5 separate regions of the Homo sapiens genome follow, and all the other regions are linked to region 1. A link is a contact called in ENCODE Hi-C or POLR2A ChIA-PET data. All regions are on one chromosome and are shown on one strand. Each heading gives the region's core, a stretch centred on a gene start or an enhancer-like site at or near the end of the contact. The rest is flanking DNA. Distances are from core to core; before and after follow the strand shown. Region 1 holds the start of RPL3 (ribosomal protein L3). Region 2 holds the start of CSNK1E (casein kinase 1 epsilon). Region 3 holds the start of ANKRD54 (ankyrin repeat domain 54). Region 4 holds the start of RBX1 (ring-box 1). Region 5 holds the start of ST13 (ST13 Hsp70 interacting protein).

Evidence for each region. A loop is a pair of places that touch in the nucleus more often than their neighbours do. ChIA-PET counts read pairs that join two places held with the same protein, here RNA polymerase II (POLR2A). Pooled maps may share reads with other maps.
Region 2: a loop to region 1 is called in a pooled map, with 8 times the contacts of the local background. The contact joins the promoter of CSNK1E here to the promoter of RPL3 in region 1. A Hi-C loop is called at or near these places in 5 of 50 pooled maps. POLR2A ChIA-PET finds 5 or more read pairs at or near these places in 2 of 52 experiments (MCF 10A and WTC11).
Region 3: a pooled map shows a loop between it and region 1 (14-fold over the local background). The contact joins the promoter of ANKRD54 here to the promoter of RPL3 in region 1. A Hi-C loop is called at or near these places in 6 of 50 pooled maps. POLR2A ChIA-PET finds 5 or more read pairs at or near these places in 3 of 52 experiments (CD4-positive, alpha-beta T cell, PC-9 and activated B cell).
Region 4: a loop to region 1 is called in a pooled map, with 19 times the contacts of the local background. The contact joins the promoter of RBX1 here to the promoter of RPL3 in region 1. A Hi-C loop is called at or near these places in 2 of 37 single-sample maps with no recorded cell type and 9 of 50 pooled maps. POLR2A ChIA-PET finds 5 or more read pairs at or near these places in 1 of 52 experiments (BJ).
Region 5: a loop to region 1 is called in a pooled map, with 12 times the contacts of the local background. The contact joins the promoter of ST13 here to the promoter of RPL3 in region 1. A Hi-C loop is called at or near these places in 8 of 50 pooled maps. POLR2A ChIA-PET finds 5 or more read pairs at or near these places in 3 of 52 experiments (CD4-positive, alpha-beta T cell, MCF 10A and naive thymus-derived CD8-positive, alpha-beta T cell).

Annotation. Positions count from the first base shown.
Region 1 is chr22:39,318,286-39,322,056 of GRCh38, forward strand. It overlaps RPL3 (ribosomal protein L3), which reads right to left and starts at 1,338. Exons shown (of 10, transcript NM_000967.4): 1 at 1,310-1,338; 2 at 115-307. The coding sequence starts at 1,312. It overlaps SNORD43 (small nucleolar RNA, C/D box 43), which reads right to left and starts at 828; the gene lies at 767-828. RefSeq lists enhancers at 327-1,216, 1,083-1,132, 1,217-2,106, 1,523-1,942, 2,107-2,995.
Region 2 is chr22:38,315,075-38,319,197 of GRCh38, forward strand. CSNK1E (casein kinase 1 epsilon) reads right to left here and starts at 2,359. Exons shown (of 11, transcript NM_152221.3): 1 at 2,086-2,359. All of the region lies in intron 5 of TPTEP2-CSNK1E (TPTEP2-CSNK1E readthrough), which reads right to left. RefSeq lists a silencer at 1,687-2,076 and an enhancer at 3,799-4,123.
Region 3 is chr22:37,842,038-37,846,053 of GRCh38, forward strand. It overlaps ANKRD54 (ankyrin repeat domain 54), which reads right to left and starts at 2,297. Exons shown (of 8, transcript NM_138797.4): 1 at 1,874-2,297. The coding sequence starts at 2,201. It overlaps MIR658 (microRNA 658), which reads right to left and starts at 2,334; the gene lies at 2,235-2,334. RefSeq lists a silencer at 1,768-2,467.
Region 4 is chr22:40,949,083-40,952,850 of GRCh38, forward strand. It overlaps RBX1 (ring-box 1), which reads left to right and starts at 2,296. Exons shown (of 5, transcript NM_014248.4): 1 at 2,296-2,394. The coding sequence starts at 2,317. RefSeq lists enhancers at 1,258-1,848, 2,363-2,572, 3,028-3,616 and a silencer at 1,733-2,312.
Region 5 is chr22:40,855,311-40,859,243 of GRCh38, forward strand. It overlaps ST13 (ST13 Hsp70 interacting protein), which reads right to left and starts at 1,329. Exons shown (of 12, transcript NM_003932.5): 1 at 1,121-1,329. The coding sequence starts at 1,230. It overlaps XPNPEP3 (X-prolyl aminopeptidase 3), which reads left to right and starts at 1,838. Exons shown (of 10, transcript NM_022098.4): 1 at 1,838-1,935. The coding sequence starts at 1,872. RefSeq lists enhancers at 1,057-1,826, 1,454-1,673, 1,684-2,143.

The DNA of each region.
Region 1 (3,771 bases), core at 88-2,587:
GTAACTCCTGCTTAAAAAAAAAAGTCTGCCCTCTGCTAACAGCTTGACTCCATCTCTACAATTTCCCTCCCCCTCCACTCCTATTCCCCCAACTTTTAGGATGTCTGTACATACTGGATCCCGGCCTGTCGACTTCCCGCACGATGTGAGTCATGCCAGCCTTGTATCCCAGGAAGGCTGTGAGGTGGACCGGCTTGGACGGGTCATCCTTAGGGAAGCTCTTCACCTTCCCACGATGCCTGCTGCTGCGCTTCCGAGGCAGGAAGCCGAGGGACCCATGTCTGGGAGCGGAGAACTTTCTGTGAGACTAGGTGGGAAAAAAATCACCGTCAGCACCCAAACCAAAGCAGTGCCCCCTTCTCTAGTTCCCAGCTGCTTAAGTTCCAAATCTCAGCAATACTGAAGAATCCTGACCAGACACCCAGCAAGCCGAATAAAAAGGTCATTATCTCTTCCAGGCTCGCACGTGTCAAGAATGCTTTTGTATTCGACAAAATTTAAGCTGAATCTTATTTCAAATCCTCTCAACCTGTAAGAAAACGACCCATTTTTTTTATCTAACCACACAAAAATACACTAAGTAGTGGCACTAAAAACTGCTTAACAGGCAGCTTTATATGCCAATTAGCAAGGTTTTGACCGCTAAAGAAAGGGACTCCCGGGACAAACGCTGGGTAGCAGCTAGCAATGTTAAGCTATAGGCTGCCTCCGGTGCCCGGACACTAATTACACTGATACACACAGGCCAAAGAACTCCGCAGAGCCAAATCAGAACGTGACAATCAGCACACAGTTTCTGTCCGCCCGTCAATAAGTTCATCATCTGTGGTTTCTGCGAGCTCCAGAGGCCTTCGGAGTGCACCAGCGGCCCCAGATATTCAGGAGGACTCCACAACACTCCCCTCCCCCAAGCTTCTTTACCTCCCAATGAGAACGGCGCCGAGAACCTCCACCCAAGGTCCTTCTACCCAGACAAGCAGGTTATGGGCCCTAATCCCAACTAATGATAGAATTGGTGAGGTCGAAACTTAGAAATGACTCATGGCTTTAAAAACGCCGGGCCTCCAAGCCTGCTCCCACCCTTACGGCCTCTCTCTGGCCGACCTGCAGGCCCAAAGCCAGTCCTCCAAGCGCTCTTCACAAGCCTCTCGACTTTCCAGAAAATAGGCCAGACTGAAGTCCCCGCTGGGTCGCCCGTGCCCCTAAAGCAAACCCCCGGCGCCGGCCAAGACGGGATGGCGGCGATGCGTCGCGGATTCAGCCGTGCCGACGCCGGTGACAATGAAACGGCCGCCATTACAACACATACCATCACGCCATCAAATCCCGCCGGTAGAGGCCGGTCGGCCTTACGGGTCCGCTATATAAAGCCAAATCTGGCCCCGCCCCTTCCGGCGTGCGAGCGCGCCCCCGCGGCAGACGACAGGTCGGGGGCACGTACCGAGCGCCATTTCCACGCACGCTCTTCCGCTCCTAGCTTTCGTTCAGAAGTTGACGTCAGCTTCGGAGACAGAAATTACACACTCTACGGCGAGGGGTCGGGTTCAAACTTAGTGAAAAGCCGCGGAGAGGTGGGCTAAGGGTGGGTGAGCCACAAATCTACGGCGTCCGGCAGCAGCCAAATTTGATAATAACGAAGAAAAATGGCTGCGTCGCTTCTCCTCCTGTGATATGCAGCTATCTCTGGAATTAGCGAAGAAAGACTGAAACTCTCGTTTCCTGGCTCCCACGCTGGTTTTGCGGCGACACCAATTTACCTTTAATACCTTTAATCTCGGGCATCCCTCCCTCAAGCCCTATCTCTGCCATTTCTCCCATGCTAATGCAGTGGCCCGCGCTTGATTCTGAGGGTCAGGAGCGTCCCAAGCCTGCGGAACGGCCTCACGACCTCTGGTCATGCCGAGTCCAGCTGCTCAGCCTCCCGGAGCCCCACGCCTTCCAGACCTATGCATCAGCGAGGGCTTTCGCTGATCTCTGCCTAGGCTCCAGGGTGACTCGGATCCTGACCGATTCCCTGCTTCCAGGCTGGTCCCTTACAAATCTCTTTTTTGAGACGGAGTCTCGCTCTGTCGCAGTGGCGCGATCTCAGCTCACTGCAAGCTCCGCCTACCGGTTCCCAGTTCAAGCAGTTCTCCTGCCTCAGCCTCCCGAGTAGCTGGGATTACAGGAATGCGCCACCATGCCTGGCTAATTTTTTTTTTTTTTTTTTTTGTATTTTTAGTGGAGACGGTGTTTCACCATGTTGGCCAGGCTGGTCTTGAACTCCTGATCTCGTGATCCGCCCGCCTCGGCCTCCCAAAGTGCTGGGATTACAGGTGTGAGCCACCGCGCCTGGCCCCCTACAAATCTTTCTAAGAATCAAGTATCTCGTTACTTTCCATGGCCGCCTCGTTGTTTCCTCGGAATTAAGCATCAACTTCAGCGGCCACCAAAGACGCTCCCCTAACCGTCTACTTCAGCCTCATGGCTGCGCCAGAGCACACGCTCTCATATCACCTGCTTCCTCTGTCCCACCCTGTCATCTTCTTTAATTCTGGGCCTGGCCTTTGCTCCCACCGTCGTTTGAAAAGCATTCTCTCGGCCAGGCGCGGTGGCTCACGCCTGTAATCCCAACACTTTGGGAGACCGAGGCGGGCGGATCACCTGAGGTCAGGAGTTCGAAACCAGCCTGGGCAACATGGCGAAACCCCGTCTCTATTAAAAATACAAAAATTAGCGGGGCACGATGGTGTGCGTCTGTAATCCCAGCTACTTGGGAGGCTGAGGCGGGAGAATCGTTTGAACCCGGGAGACGGAGTTTGCAGTGAGCTGAGATTGCGCCAGTGCAATCCAGCTCAAAAAAAAAAAAATTATCTCAATCCTCACACCATTCCCGAAGGACATAAGTGATAGATCTTCAATCCATTATTAGAAATCCTGGGGGCCACATATGTTTCAAAATTGAGCATTTTTTGATTTTTAGAAAGGTAATATGGTGCACATACTGTATATTATGTAATACAGCACTTTTTAAAGAAAAACAATATTCCGTAAGGAAACATGAATATTCACATGGAGTGGGACAAATATAAATAGACTCACATCAGTTCAAGGCTGACTTTGCTGCTCAAAAAATGCATCAGTTTACTTTTTGCTGCCAAATAATTTAAGAAGGTTTTTAAAATTTCAGGATACAGGCCAGGCACGGTGGCTCACACCTGTAATCCCATCACTTATGGGAGGCTGAGGAGGGTGGATCACTGGAGGTCAGGAACTTGAGACCAGCCTGGCCAACACAGTGAAACCCCGTTTCTCCTAAAAATACAAAAATTAGCAGTTGTTGTGCACGCCTGTAGTCCCAGCTACCCCGGAGGCCGAGGGAGGAGAATTGCTTGAATCCGGGAGGCAGAGGTTGCAGTGAGCCGAGATCGTGCCATTGTGCTCCAGCCTGGGTGACCAATCAGGATTCTGTCTCAAAAAAAAAAAAAAAAAAAAAACAAGACCAGGCGTGGTGGCTCATGCCTGTAATCCCAGCACTTTGGGAGGCCAAGGTGGGTGGTTCACCTGAGATCAGGAGTTCGAGACCAGCCTGGCCAACATGGTGAAACCCCGTCTCTACTAAAAATACAAAAATTAGCCAGGGGTGGTGGTGGGCGCCTGTAATCGCAGCTACTTGGGAGGCTGAGGCAAGAGAATTGCTTGAACCTGGGAGATGGAGGTTGCAGTAAGCCAAGATTGCACCATTGCACTCCAGCCTGGGTGAGAAAAGCAAAACTCCATCTCAAAAAAAAA
Region 2 (4,123 bases), core at 1,109-3,608, 1.0 Mb before region 1:
TTTCACAGACAGGGTACTCAGGCTCACAGAGGCCATGCCACCTGTCCCACACCACCCTGCAGATGGTACAGCCTCGCCGAGGACAGGGCTCCGGCTGTCCCACCTGGTGGTCTCCCACACTCACAAACAGGGCAAAACAGGAAGACTGCAGAGCAGCTGTGCTGGCACAGAAGATCAGCCCCTTGCCCGTGCCAAGTGCTGCCCCCAACAACCAGGCCAGCCTGGGAGGGAGATGGATTCCAGGGACAGTGGGCAGATCCCAGGAGAGACAGGGAACCCCGGCACCTGGCTCCCAAGGAGCTCACCAGCCCTCCACCAATAACCACGAGGCAGGGACCTCCACCAGAGCTGGCCAAACTCTGGGCTCTCAATCAAGGGCCGCTGCCCATATGCTTGGCCTGTCTCAGCTGAGGTGCCACGCTGCCAGGGGAACACAGTCCACGTTTGCAGGAAACCCACACGCCACACATCCCACGTACACACACGTCCAGCTTCCCGAGTGTGTACACTCCAACGGAAGAAAGAAAAGCAGGCACACACAGTGAGCCCTGTTGGGGGGTAAGGGGGGGTGTGCACGCAACCCCCCCCCAACACCTCAGTCCACTTTCTGCCAACACCAATTCAGAGACCACACATGGCAGCCAGGAAACCCGCAGGTTAGGAAAGGAACATAAATATACCCGCATCCTATATTACATAAATACCCACGCCGGGTTATATAAATACCCGTGCCCTCTGTCTGGGTGTCTTACATAAATATACTGCACATGACCCCCCAGTCTCTCCCCACTCACCGGCTGTCTGCAGAGAACGAGAGCGGGAAGGGGCAAGCCCTTCAGGACCCCCTGACTGCTATGTGCCAGCCACCCAGACCCCCAGTCGCTCCCCAACACCCCAGGGGTCCAAGGTCCCTGGGGGAGCCTAGACTGTCCCGGCACCAATACCCAAAAAGCCTCCCAGAGGAGAGCAGAAAAGCTTCATTCAGGAATGGAGAGGCTTTTCAGTTCTTTTGCTGCTTCTCCCATGGGGGAGGGGGGGAGATAAACAAAGTGGGGGGAAAAGTGGATATAAAGGTTCAAGAGTTTCAGCAGGTTAAAAAAATTAGACAAACTACCAACCAGCATGGCACACGGGCAGTGCTTCTTACTCCCCGAACACCATCGCCTACCCCTGAGCCGGGGCCCTTGTCCCTCGGACGATTAAAATAAAAATTGAAGGGACATCATAGAAACGAAGGCAAAGGAGACCCAAACACAGGCATTGCTTGGAAGCAACTTGAGACACTTGTGTCCCCTTCTCCTCTCTCCAAATCCTTCTCCAGGAAGGAGGCTATGCCAGGAAGAAAATATGCAAGAAAACTAAGGGAAAAGTTGGGGAGGGGGCTCACCCCACTTCGAGTTAGGGTATTAACAAGAGCTTGGGAATCCTCTAACGACACCCAGACACTGTTTTGCGTTCCTTAGAGACTTGCAAGACATCAATCTCTCACACAAAAATGGGAGAATCCGATCCGACAAATAACCCCCACCCCTTTCTTTCTCTCCACAAAGAAAAACAAATCAGTGGCCTGGTGACCACACACCTCTTCACCTTAGGACCCCCAAACGCCCGTCATCCAACGAGCGGGCGCAGCCTTGCGAACCCCCAGGTCCGGGCGCCGGGGCCGGGAGAGCAGGGGGCGCCGGTGATTGTCCGATGAAACGCTACGCGGGCCCGAATCAACAGTATCCGGCGCCCAGCACCCCAAGCCCCCTCCCTCAGCGTCCCCAAATCACAGCCGGGGTGGCCGCCTGGCCGGCCGGGGCCTCGGAGGGCCCAGCGGGGGGAAGCGGAGGCAGGCCGGCCGGGGGGCCTCCCCCGCGAGCCTGCAAAATAACAGGCCCCCTCCTCCTCGTCCCCAGCCGCGCCTTTGTCCTCGCCGGGCCGAGCGGGCGGCGCCCGGGCTGCCCCCCCTACACCCCAGCGCGAACGCGCGTGTGTCTGCCCTCCCTTCCCTCCCTCTCCAGCAAAAACAAAGAGGCTGAGGGAGCCCGATTCCCCCCAGGTTTGCACCCTTCCGCGGGCCCGCGGCCCCCCGATATTTACCCCGCCGGGAAGGCGCCGATGCCGGGCCACTGCTCGGGGGGCTGCCGCGGGCGGGGGCGGCCCGCCGGGGCGGATGCCGGAGGATTCGCGGAGCCGCCCGGCGCGCCAGCCTCTCCCGGCCCAGCCGCCGCCGCCGCCGCCGCCGCCGCGCTCCGCTCGGCCCCGGCCGGGCTCTGGCTCTGGGCTCTCGCCGCCGCCGCCGCCGCCGCCGCCGCCTCCCTCCTCCCGGCCTCCTGCCCGCCCGCCCGCCCCCGCCGCCGGCTCGCGCGCTCTCGCACCGCGCGCGCCCGCCGGCTCCCATTGAGCCCCGGGCCCGCCCGCTGATGTCATCCCCGGCCCGCCGCCGCCGCCCCGGAGGATTTAAAGGGCCCGCGCCCTCCGCGCTGGGGGCCGCAGCTGCGAGACGCAGTTCCCCAGCCTCAGTGCAGGCGCGCGGGCTTACGCGTGGGGGTGGGGGAGCACACAGATACTGACACCCTAATGCAGTCCAGGGCACAGGTGGAAAAGACGGGGTGCGGGGGGGACAGAGGGAAGAGGAGGGCGCACAAAAAGCGGAGGTGAGGGGATGGGAGGGGAGGGTCTAGACCCAAAGTCTCCTCTCCCCGCCTGCCAGGATCTCTCTCCTCTCCAGGCAGAGCACTGGGCCCCTGCGAAAACAGGCGGCTATTCACGACACTGCAAAAGATGTTAGACTGCTGGAGGCTCAGTCCGCCTCCAGGTTCCGAGTGCCGCAGAGAACACAGGCCAGGTTGATTCAGGGCAAGAGATTTGAGGAGACAGCTAGGGATGTCGACACAAGGCCCAGAAAGGTAGCCTGGGCTCATACATTCTCCTCCCGTGGAAAAACGAAGGGCAAAGACCTCTTCTTCTTTTCCCTGAAGCTCAAACTGTGATGGGCACAGAGAGGACCCCTCAGATCCCAACCTCATTCTCCCCTGTTGAAGGAGGGGTGCCACAAGTACCAAAGCACCGACACTTGAGTCTGGGCTCCGAGTGGTGCACGTTTAGCCAAGCCACCTCCCAGCTCTGAGCTTGGGTTTCCTTAAACAGCAAATGGGAGGAAGGACCCTGTCCTCCCCAGGTCACAGAATTAATAAAAGCTTCTACCGGCATGCAGAGCCGCGATGAAAGGTTGCAGAACAAAGTCATTAAAGTGATGATATTTACACTGAGCCATGCAAAGCTTCCAATTATGACACACCTATATTCACACAGTTGTGACTGTGGACACGCAAAATGCCTGAGGCCCTGCGTCCAATCCCGGAAGCACAGTTCCTGGGAGGAGTCACTTCTATAATAGCCGTATCTTCCCTCCTCGAGGCTGAGGGACTGAGTCACACACGTGTCCAAACGGGCAGGAGCCCCACAGACTAAGTCCTTTCGCCGGCCAGGAAACTGGCCCAGAGAGGGGAAGGGCTTTGCCCAGGACCACAAAGCCCAACAGGACAGCTCTGTTCTCCCAGCGATCACCAGGAAACTGGGTCTATCTAGAGCCCATTTCCAAGAGCAGGAGAGTGAGAAGCCTCCTCCCAGGAGGGCCTGCCTTCAGTGACACCTTTGCCAGAGCAGGGGGTCACCAGCCAGGTGGTGGGCTTTACTTGGCCTGCGCGGTGCTTTCTGTTGTTGTTTTGTTAATTAATCCCCAAAGTTTTTTTTTTTTTTTTTGCTTTTTGTTTTTGTTGGTTTTGAGATAGAGTCTCGCTGTGTGGCTCAGGCTGGAGTGCAGTGGCTCAATATCGGCTCACTGCAACCTCTGCCTCCTGGGTTCAAGTGATTCTCCAGCCTCAGCCTCCCTCCTGAATAGCTGGAATTACAGATGTGCACCACCACACCTGGCTAATTTTTGCCCAGGACCACACAGTATTTTTAGTAGAGACGGGGTTGGCCAGGCTGGGCTGGAACTCCTGACCTCAAGTGATCCGCCTGCCTCGGCCTCCCAAACTGCTGGGATTATAGGCGTGAGCCACCATGCCTGGCCACTCCCCAAAGTTTTAAAACTGGAAGATTTCATATTTCAGATCCAGATTCCCTGTTTCTC
Region 3 (4,016 bases), core at 1,047-3,546, 1.5 Mb before region 1:
TCAAAAAAAAAGAAAGAAAAAATATTTCTCAATCTTAGGTTAAGTTCTAACTTAAATCAATCTAACATGGTAAAACCCCATCTCTACTAAAAATACAAAAACTAGCTGGGTGTGGTGGTGCGGGCCTGTAGTCCCAGCTACTTGGGAGGCTGAGGCAGTGAGCCGAGATTGCACCACCTGCACTGCAGCCTGGGTGGTAAAGCGAGACTCTCGTCTCAAAAAAAGAAAAGAAAGACAGTGCCCTGGGAACAAGGAGAAACTTGAAATGAGGCGGAGCTAGTACAAAGGCCACATCCTCCTGCAAATCCTCCAAGACTTTTGGAGCCAGATTTCCTCTCTATCACTTGTAGTCACAGGGTGACCTTGAGCAAGCTAGTTAACCCAGCTGGGCCTCAGGTCTATCATCTGCAAAACAAGGCTGAGTTGTTCTGCCAGCCCCGAGTTATTGCAAATGATTTACACAGAAGCTCTTTGTGAGCTGGTTACACAGATAATCTTATATTCTCCTTCAAAGCAGGTCGTTCCCAAATGATTTGCCTAAATTTGGTATTTCCTAAGCAGATTTTCCCCCTCCAATGGCTAATGGAAAGCAATGTCTTTGTCATCGGAGATATGGTCAAAAATTGCAATTCAGATACATGACAATTCCTTGCTTTCATACAGCACTTTATGGTCAATACAACGCTTCCAAATTCTTATTTCATCTTCGTGACATCACTAAAATATGGCTAGAGTCATAGCCAGTCCTGGAAGAAATCCCCAAAGTCCCCATTCTTAATCTCTCAGTGCCTGGGTTTCCATGTCACCCATGCATTGTAGAAGACAATATGGTAGATATACCAGAGGAGAAGTTTGAGTCGGGCTGACCCGGATTCTAATACCAGCAACAGCCACTTGCTATGTGACCTGGAATAAGACAATTTCTCTGAGCCTCAGTTTCCTCTTCAGTAAAGTGGGAACAATTTCTATGTCTCAAAGAGTTCTTGTGAGGACAGATGATCATGTATCAGCAGTGTTTGGGGCACAGCAAAGGCAGCATAACAGCTAAACATCCATTACCTTACTTAACTCATCCCATTTTACAGATGAGAAAACTAGGGCTGAGGCCGGGCCAGTGGCTCATGCCTGTTATGCCAGTACTTTGGGAGGCCGAGGTGGGTGGATCACCTGAGATCAGAAGTTCGAGACCAGCCTGGCAAACATGGTGAAACCCCATCTTTACTAAAATTACAATAATTAGCCGGGCTTGGTAGTGGGCGCCTGTAACCCCAGCTACTCGGGAGGCTGAGGCAGGAGAATCGCTTGAACCCGGGGGGCGGAGGTTGCAGTGAACCAAGATGGCGCCACTGCACTCCAGCCTGGGCAACAGAGCGAGACTCCGTCTCCAAAAAGATAATAATAATAAATAAATAAAAATAAAAAAATTTAAAAAGAAAACTAAGGTTGAAAGGGTCTATCATTTGCCCTAAGGTCTAACTGTGGTAAAGGAGTCCAAGTCCGTGCATTTAAACAAGCTGGTACGACTTGGCTGCAGGCTCTGGCCTCCCCTCTCCATGATAATAAAAGTGTTCCCCAGTACCTCATTTTATTATTCACCAATAAGCGTTCCGAGTCATGGGAAGTTTCCATTCAGAAATTACCCAGTGAGAGAAGACTGGGGTGACTGGCTCAGAGCAGGAAGACTTTCTAAAAAAACCATCATCACCATCGTTACTGAAAGGAGACTCAAGGGTCAGTGTGGCCCTCAGCGCAGACGTCGGGGGACCCCGGCTGAGGGTCGGGGGCGACCAAAGCGCGGCCACTGGTCCTCTGAGGCCCCGCCCCTCGCCCGGGCTGCCCCGCCCCGGGCCCCCGCGCCGCTCGCGCCGCTCACCGTGCACCTCCTTGCCCGTGGGCCCGAGCCGCCGGTGGGGCCTGGCAGCGCGCCTCAGCCGGCCAGCGGGTATCTTGCAGCGCAGCTCGTCGCGCGGCTCCGCATCCTGCTGCCACAGGACGTGCAAGTAGCGCAGCGGCGACTGGGCCCCGCCGGACGCCCGGCCCGAGAGGCCCGCGCCGCCGCCGCCCAGCGCAGACCCGAAGTCAGCGAAGGAGAAGAGGCCCTCAGCGTCAGTCAGCGGCTCCGGCGCCACCGCGCACTCGCCCTCCGAGCTCGAGTGGCCTGAGCGCGGCTCGTCGTCCGCGTCCCCGGCGGCGGCTGCCATGGCAACGGCTCCGCGCGGGCCTGGCCGCCTGAGCCTCGTTCCCGACCGACCAACGGACCTACTTCCCTCCGCCCTGAGTCGTGCTGTCAGCGAGCTGGCGGGCGGGCAGGGCCCGCAACCACGGCAACCGAGCGGGGGCGGGCTCAGGCCGAGACAGAGCGGCGAACCAATGACTACCCTTCCAGCTTAAACCGGTCCCAAAACCAATCGGAAAGGGAGGGCACAGTACAAGCAGGATAATTGGACAGGGTTTCCGGCAACGTGACTGACAGACATTGTAACCAATTACAAACTTGAAGTGACCTTGGCTTTCGCTGTACGTCGCTACCGGAGCCAGTAAAACAGCATTTCAGACGCTTTTTTTTTGCGACGGAGTCTCGCTCTGCCGCCAGGCTCGCGATCTCGGCTCACTGCAACCTCCGCCTCCTTGAAGCAATTCTCCTGCCTCAGCCTCCCGAGTAGCTGGGACTACAGGCGCGCGCCACCACGCCCAGCTAATTTTTGTATTTTTAGTAGAGACGGGGTTTCACCATGTTGGCCAGGATGGTCTCGATCTCTTGATCTCGAGATGTGCCGGCCTCGGCCTCCCAAAGTGCTGGGATTACAGGCGTGAGCCACCGCGCCCGGCCTTTTTTTTTCTTTTTCCTCTCCATTTCCCAGTCTAATGAGAAAACAAGCAGATACCTTAGCAAATCAGATTAAGATGATTTGCAGGCACTCACAAAGGAAAATGAAGAAGCCACGCCATCCATGTAGATATAGATGTTGTAAATCAATGAACGCAAAAAAAAAAAAAAAAAAGAACTTCCCACAAATGCATAATGTACGTGGGAAAGGGAAAATGTGTTGAAATTTGGAGATACCACTACAAACTGTGAGTAATAGTGTCTAAATGCAATGGATTTCCTTTAGTCAGAGTTCTCTAGGTAACCCCGACGTAGATGACTGATCTACAAAGATTTGTAATACAAAGTGATTACATTAGAGCAATAGTTTAGTTCGACAGCCAGTCACTGAGCCAGGTAACTGCTAGGTCCTGGACACAGGATCAGACTTGGTGCCCCTGAGATGCTCACAATCCAATGGGAGAAGACCAGGAAACAAATAAGTGTTCCTCAAGCAACATTTCATGGGTGCACGTTTTCATAAAACTTCTCACAATCCCGTACCCCACAAGCACTTCTATAAAGTAGACAAGAAGGACCATCCCTATTTTATAGGTGAGGAGTTGAAAAGCAGAGGGAAGAGACTCATTCACAGTTGCCCAGCTCTCACCGGACCAGGTCTTGTGTCCTGGCAAAAGTTCTTTCCATATATAAACCCTCCCACTCAACCCAGTTAAAATGTAATCTTTCCGCACGGTGGGTCACGCCTGTAATCCCAGCACTTTGGGAGGCCAAAATGGGCAGATGACAAGGTCGGGAGTTCAAGACAAGCCTGGCCAACATGATGAAACCTCGTTTCTACTAAAAATACAAAAATTAGCTGGGTGTGGTGGCGCACGCCTGTAATCCCAGCTATTCAGGACACTGAGGCAGGAGAGTAGCTTGAACCTGGGAGGCAGAGGTTGCGGTGAGCTGAGATCGCACCATGGCACTCCAGCCTGGGTGACAGAGCGAGACTCCATCTCAGAAAGAAACAAAAACAAAAAAAAGGCCTGGCGCTGTGGCTCACGCCTGTAATCCCAGCATTTTGGGAGGCTGAGGCAGGCAGATCACGAGGTCAGGAGATTGAGACCATTCTGGCTAACATGGTGAAACCCCGTCTCTACTAAAAATACAAAAAAATTAGCCTGGTGTGGTGGTGGGCACCTTT
Region 4 (3,768 bases), core at 1,046-3,545, 1.6 Mb after region 1:
ACAGGGTTTCACCATGTTGGCCAGGCTGGTCTCTAACTCCTGACCTTAGGTGATTCTCCCACCTCGGCCTCCCAAAGTGCTGGGATTACAGGCTAGAGCCACCTCGACTGGCCCTGAGACTTCTTGATGTATTTATTTGTTGACTTGCATATTATTCCCTAACTAGGGGTTTATTTGACTCTGTTATTATGTCTCTTCTGTTTAAAACAGAACCTGGTAAATATCAATACTTTTATTGAATGATTGATAAATATGTCTTCAAGACCTTAATTTACAATGGGTTTCTAGTATTCCTGTCAGGGCCTGTAGGCACACAACAAATTAACAACAGAAATTTTAACAAAGTCATTAAAACTTGGGCTAAGAAAAACTTTGTAGGGTTCTTGTAGCCCTTTAAGGTCTCACACAATTTTTCTTTCCAAGTCTGGATAAAGCTGTGGTGGTCTTTTCCCGGATCTGTTGTTGCTGTTTATAACTAACAAACAAATCTCAGTTCTTTCTCTTTTATTATTTTTTTTGGGGGGGAACGGAGTCTCGCTCTGTCACCCAGGCTGGAGTAGAGTGGCTCGATCTCGGCTCACTGCCACCTCCACCTCCCGGGTTCAAGAGATTCTCCTGCCTCAGCCTCCTGAGTAGCTGGGACTACAGGCGCGTGCCACCACACCCAGCTAATTTTTGTATTTTTAGTAGGGACGGGGTTTCGTCATGTTGGCCAGGCTGGTCTCAAACTCCTGACCTCAGGTAATCCACCTGCCTCGGCCTCCCAAAGTGGCTCCCAGGCGTGAGCCACCGCGCCCAGCCTATTCTTTCTCTTTAGCAATAGAGTCAGCACGCTCCATTACCCGCCAGTTATCTTTTAAGAGAAAATACAAGGCTTCAAATGCACCTGTACGACATCTAAGAGTGCTCTGGCAGAGTCACACCTCTGCAAGGTTAGAGATGTCAAAGGGAGTCCTGGTCTAGCCAGAAATGGGAGAGTGACAAAGTACAGGTGCTTGGGTCGGGTGGGATGGCTCACTCCTGTGATCCCAGCACTTTGGGAGGCCGAAGTGGGAGGATCACTTGGGCCCAGGAGTTCGAGACCAGCCTAGGCAACATAGTGAGACCTTGTCTCTATTTTTTAAAAAAATTAAAAAAGAAAAAAAAAAAAAGCGGCTCTAGCACTTTGGGAGGCCGAGGCAGGCGGATCACCTGAGGTCAGGAGTTCGGGACCAGCCTGGCTAACGTGGTGAAACCCCGTTTCTACTAAAAATACAAAAAATTAGCCGGGCGTGGTGGCGGGCGCCTGTAATCTCAGCTACTCGGGAGGCTGAGGCAGGAGAATCGCTTGAATCCTGGAGGCGGAGGTTGCAGTGGGCCGAAATCGCGCCATTACACTCCAGCCTGGGCAACAAGAGTTAAAAAAGAATGCCTCACAAAAATTCAAGAAATACAGCGACTGCAGATGGGTCGGTTTCACTACAGCACAAGCAGCGGAAAAAGGACACAGATCGGGGAGAAATCACCCTACAAAGATGACAACTGAGGAATGCGGAGTGGGGACTGACACACGTTACGGTGAAACCGTGCACCACGACCAAAGGCGGTCCTAGGACTGCGACTATGTGGGCGCAGAGGCCACCCCCCAGGCTTGGCGGGCGAGTAAAGGCAGGGCTGGGGGCCTGCTCAGTGTGGCCTTAGGGAGGAACTTCGGGGGTCTCCTCTCTCCCCATCGAATCCCTGAGCAGTTCCCGAACAGAAATCGGAGACCAGACGGTGCCTGGGCCCCAGCCCTCCCACGGGGACTGCACCTTGGGCCTGGCTCGGAAGCGGGTCAGAGTCTGCGAAAGACCAGCGAGGACTCTTGGGTTTCGGGGCAGGCCGCGGGCGCCCACCCACGCCAGCACCGGGAGCCGCGCGGCGACTCGGCGAGCCCGGCAGGCAGGACAGGACTGCGGCGCAGGTCTGGCTCAGGCGGAGGAAGCAGCCGCCGCCCCAGCTGACGGAGTGCGGCCGGGGGCTTCCCAGAGGAGGCGGCGACGTCGAGCCCTTTCGAACGTTTCCACCCGGCTAGCTCACGTAGCCTCGGCCCCGCCCGGCCCCGCCCGGCCCCGCCCCACCCACTCCGGCCACCGCCCCCTCCCCGGCCTACAGTTCGCGGGTGGGGCGACCTGCGACAGCCCCTTTAAGAGGCGTGGTCACGTGCTCCGCCCCCACCTCCGCCTCGCGCGCCAGTAAGGGGTGGGGTGCGGGAGGAGGTGCCGGGGAGGTGGGGGGAGCGAAGTGTGCGCTGCTGCGCAGGCGCGGTGGTCGGACGACAGACCGTGTGTTTCCAAAATGGCGGCAGCGATGGATGTGGATACCCCGAGCGGCACCAACAGCGGCGCGGGCAAGAAGCGCTTTGAAGTGAAAAAGGTTGGGTCTCGCCAGCGCCTTCCTCAGGGAAGCTAGAGAGGCGCGGATCTGGCTGGCAGGCCCGAGGATGGTCGAGGCGCGGAGTAAAGGGTTTCATTTCAGGGCGTTCCTGGGACCGGGTACCACGAAAGGAAGCCGGGGGGCGGGTCTTAGAGTTGATCGGCGTGACGGCGGCCCACTGTTGGGGGAAGTGTTGGTTTCGCTGTGAGGCTAAGGGGCCAATCACAGAGCTGCTTATTGAGATACGCGGGGTTGCGACTTGGCGGCGGGAGCCAAGCGCTTGAGCTGTCACTGGAGTGGTTGAGAGGTGGGGGAAGGACAGGGTAGGGTGGGGTGGGGTGGGTGGAATGGGGAGTCGAAGCGAATGCGGCGGTGGAGGATGGGGCAGTGCGGCGAGAGCCTGGAACCTGAGGTCCTACCGCATTAGAGGCCTCTGAGGACCCCCCTTGGTGATCTTGCTCCGCCCCTTTTTGAAGCTTGGGGTCCTCTCACTTGGAGGGGTCCTCTCACTTGGAGGGATCCTCGCTGAACCGAGGCCTCACACTGCCTGGTTAGAGTCTGGAGTGTAATGCTTGGCTCTTCTGAGACGTCTGTTGGCTTTTCACACAACCACCCCACTCTTGGGTTCTCTGTCACGTCCAGAATCTCCCCCTTCCAAAATAATAATAAAAAGCATGGTGGAACTTGTTAAGAAAATCCGAGCCCAAATCCTGTGGCAGTTAGGGAGGGTTGAGTACTAGTCGCGAACGACTTGGTAAGCGTGGGAAAGCAAAAATGGAACGTGTCTTTTTGCATGAAATGCCTTTTAGTGGTTTGCCACAGTTTGGGAGAACAGTATCGATTCTCACCTAACATGAAAGCTGTTCAAAATGGAGATTCTAAAATAGGGAAGATATTCCTAGAACATCTGGCTAAACACTGACAATATCCCCCGTCCTAGTGCTTTTTGGTGTCTCATTGTGGCCACTGCTGCTCAGTTACAGCCAGCAGCCATATTGAAAAATAATAGAAGTAGGGGCTTTTCCTCCACCTTGAAGCTGTGATGTGAAAAGTGGTAAAGAAGTTACTAGGCACTGAGAATGGGGTTTGAAAGCGAAGAAGGTTTGGGAGTATTTGTAATTGAGGAAGCCAGAGTTGAATGAATGAAATTCTGTTAAACTCTTACTGGAATTATTATCTTAATAGAAGAGTCTAAACATATAAAAGTTGAGAACATCAGTTTATTTTATGGTAAGAATCAAAATTCTAGTGAATTGTAGAATTTGTTATGAAGTAATCTAAGATTTAAGTGATGACCTTGTTCTGTGTACTGACACGGGTATTTAATTATCCAGCTTATCCCATGATTACCCATTTTATGATCCAGTCATTATC
Region 5 (3,933 bases), core at 79-2,578, 1.5 Mb after region 1:
TGGTGGCTCGATCCCGCACTGCTAGCCACCTGGGAGACTGATGCAGGAGGATCGCTTGTGCCCAGGAATTGGAGGCTGCAGTGATCCCGCCACTGTATGCGGCCTGGACAATACAGCCAAACCCTGTCTCTAAAAGACAAAAGTCACTAAACACATAACGTTCACAGCAGCACCTCTTAGGAGTCGCAATGGTCTGCATAGTTGCTATTTATCCCTGTTTAGTGCAATTTGTATGTCATCTTTTCAGTTCCCCATTAGTAATAATTTTTTAAAAAGTCATCTTAGGGAAGACTTCCCTGTCACTTTTTCTCTTCGGTGCTCCTTCAACACATAAAATGCTAATTACTATTATATAGTAAATATCAAAACGAACTTTTCTATTTATTCGTCTAAATAGACAGTACTTATACTGTTTCCTAGCACCAGGCACAATGCCTTGTCAATTAACTCCTTGCACGTAGCGAAGTACTCTACAGTTAAAGACAACAAGATTATATCCTGGAAACATGCCAGGCCTTAAGAAATTATTTTTCTCAGACGTGTTTGGAGTGATAACACTGCCAAGTAACGGAGGTATAATAAGTGATTCTCAAGATAATTAATCCTACGCAGCTACAAACGCTGTAAGGTAAAAACAATCATTTTTACAGTTATCATTTTTATTCTTACTAGTTTTGTAACTTTTAACTTACTAGTGTTATATTATTATAACACGACGTAAAGGAATAGTGCGTAAAGGAACTGCTATGTACCAATGAGACCTGAGCAGGGCACACAAGACTGAAAGAAAAACAACCCCACGCAAAATCTAAGTCTTGCAGTTTTCACTCCTCGCGTCTCCAGTGTCCACGCATCCGCAGTCCTGTTTTTGTATTTCGCCCAAGATACACCCCTGGGCAACCTCAGGGTGCGAGGAACCCAGCTCTGCCTCCTGCTCCCCGCGGCTCCTGTACTACCCAAGGCTCGCGATCTTCCATGACCCCTCGAAGTTGCCTCCCTTTCCCGGGCAAAGAAGGGGCAGCGACCCCGCCTCGCCCGCCGGACCGAGCCAGGTCCAGCCTGGCTCCCCCCTGGGGCCGTGCTTCCCCCGCCCCCAACGGTCCTCAGGCCTGGGTCTCACCTCTCCACCCACTCCCTCAGGAAGCGCATTTCCTCGGTGTGCAGAACGCTCGGATCCTGCTTACACATTTTCACAAAGGCCCGAAGCTCGTTCACTTTGCGGGGGTCCATGGTAGGGAGGTGGTGGGCGAAACTGGGGGGGCTACGGCCCGGTTCCAGGCCCAGGCGCTGGCTCGGCGTGACCGCGCAGAAGGGGGCGGCTGCCGCAAGACAGAACAGACTAGAACCTCCCCGGCCGCTGGCTCCTCCCACCCAACGGTCTCGTGACCTCGGGTCCTCCGCCTGCTCATTCCTACTCCCTCTGCGCTGCTCCTGCGCGCTCCCTAGAATCTTCTAGAAGCGTGGCTGTTCGTGCTGTTGCCTGCCTCCCTGCGCATACATTCTCATATTCTTAACTAGGAACCAGCTCCCTGGATGGGGCAACCCCAGAAATGGGCGACTTCAAGGAGGCGGGAGATAACATCCCCTCCAGGGGGCGACGTCCAAGAGCATATTGTGTGGCTGCGTGCACTGAGTAGAGCTCAACGCCCGGGACCTAAAAAAAAAAAAAAAAAAGGGCGTGGAGCCGGAGGGTCGGTCCCAGCTCGGGGCATGACGTCACAACCTGCGCCGCCGCGCAAGGAAGGCCCGCGAGCCGCCTCCGCCGGAAGGGGAGGTGCGGCTGGCCCGGTTTCCTGGCGACGCGGCCCTGCAGGCGGTTGCGTTCCCCGTCGTTACCCTCTTTCTCTTCCCGACGCGTGAGTTAGGCCGTAATGCCTTGGCTGCTCTCAGCCCCCAAGCTGGTTCCCGCTGTAGCAAACGTCCGCGGCCTCTCAGGTTAGACTCTTCTCCCACGGTCTCCTCCCATGGTGTCCCCTGGAGGGACCCAAGTTGGTCTCAGGCGATCCCTGGTTCGGCTGACCCTTCTCCTGGTGGGGCCTCCGCTCCCCAACCCTCTGTGCTCCGCGGATTTCTTCTATACCGGCTGCTCCTGGAAAGGGGTGGGCCCAGTGTGTTCTCTACCGTTGAGGTATTTTGTGAAGCCGAAATGACTGCAGAGAGAAAAGTGTGCCATCCCCCAGAGGGGCTGTCTTCCAAGTTACTCGGACTCCGAAGTTGTGGCAATTATCACACTTAAGTGACAAAGTGTCTCACATCAAGTAGCTCTTGTTTCTGTTAGGCGTGAGAGCTTGCTCCAGAATATACACGAAGCATGTTTAGTAACAAATTCTTTCAGCAGCTCCTCTTAGGAGAGGTAACTGTTTCGAAATACTTCTGGGGCGTTCTGTGTCTGAAAGTCCTGTTTGCAAAGACAAGACGAAGGATAAGGAGAATAATTTTTTGTAGGGTGTCCTCTATTGCGAGCAATTAATCTGATGAACATAAAGCTTAATCAGTGAAAACTGAATCACCTTCCTTGCAGGCGGATCTGCCATTGGATCGTATTTCAGTTTTTTGGGTCAATATATGAACAATGTGTGAACCAGAACGTATGGTATTTGACATCAAAGCTATGTCTTGGCATATGTTTATGTTGATATACTTGAATTCATTTAAAATGGAATGTTAATTACATCGACTTCTTACTATAAAAAATAAAAAGTTATTGTCCAGTGCACAGAACTTGTTCTTCAGTTCTCATAGTAAAGCTGCAGAAAGACAACTCTCCGTGGGATTAGGTGAAAAGAAAGATGTGCAATTTTTCAGTCTTTTTTTGAGACAGGCTCTCATTCTGTTGCTCAGACTGGAGTGCAGTGGCAATCTCTGCTCATTTGCAACCTCTGCCTCCTGAGTTCAAGCAATTCTCGTGCCTCAGCCTCCCGAGGTAGCTGGGATTATAGGCGTGTGCCACCACGCCTGGCTAATTTTTGTAATTGTAGTAGAAACCAGGTTTTGCCACGTTGGCCAAGCTGATCTCGAACTCCTGGCCTCAAGCGATCCACCCTCCTCTCTGAGCCACCGCCCCAGGCCTGGAATTTGCTTTTATTTGAAAGGCTCTCCCCAGCCTGACTAAAGGAGCCATACTACCAGAAGGAACACTTGCAAAGGCACAGAACTCTAAAACGGAGTGGCCAGCACTAAGCGTTGCAATCGTTTAGTATGGCTGGAGAAGCTTTTTTTTTTTTTTTTTTTTTTTTGAGACAGAGTCTTGCTCTTGTCGCCCAGGCTGGAGTGCAGTGGCGCGATCTCTTGCCTTACTGCAACCTCCACCTCCCGAGTTCAAGCGATTCTCCTGTCTCAGCCTCCCGAGTAGCTGGGATTACAGGCGCCCGCCACCACGCCTGGCTAATTTATGTGTTTTTAGTAGAGATGGGGTTTCACCATCTTGGCCAGGCTGGTTTTGAACCCCTGACCTCGTGATCCACCCGCCTCGGCCTCCCAAAGTGCTGGGATTACAGGCGTGAGCCACCGCGCCCGGCTTAGGAAAAGATTTTTTGAAAGATGTTCTCAAACAAAATAGTAGGCATTACACGAAAATGATTCTGTGATCAAATACTTTTGGGGAATGCTGCCTTTCATAATGTACATAATAGTTTAATTCTTTTTTTGGAGATGGGGTCTTGCCATGTTGCCCAAAGTAAACTTGAACTCTCACCTCAGCTTCTCAAAGTGTTGCGATTATAAGTGTGAGCCACTGCACCCAGCCCTTAATAGTCTAGGTTTCTGAGAGATGTGTTCCGCAGTAATTTGCAAAATGTGTAAAAATGTATTTGACCATGGACCCCTTTTCTGTGATGAATCTTGAACTGGTATCCCTGGAACAGATTTTGGGAGAAGTTGGGCTAGAGCATAAGATGAGTACAAGGAGCTGATAGGAAATCAAGTTGGGAAAAA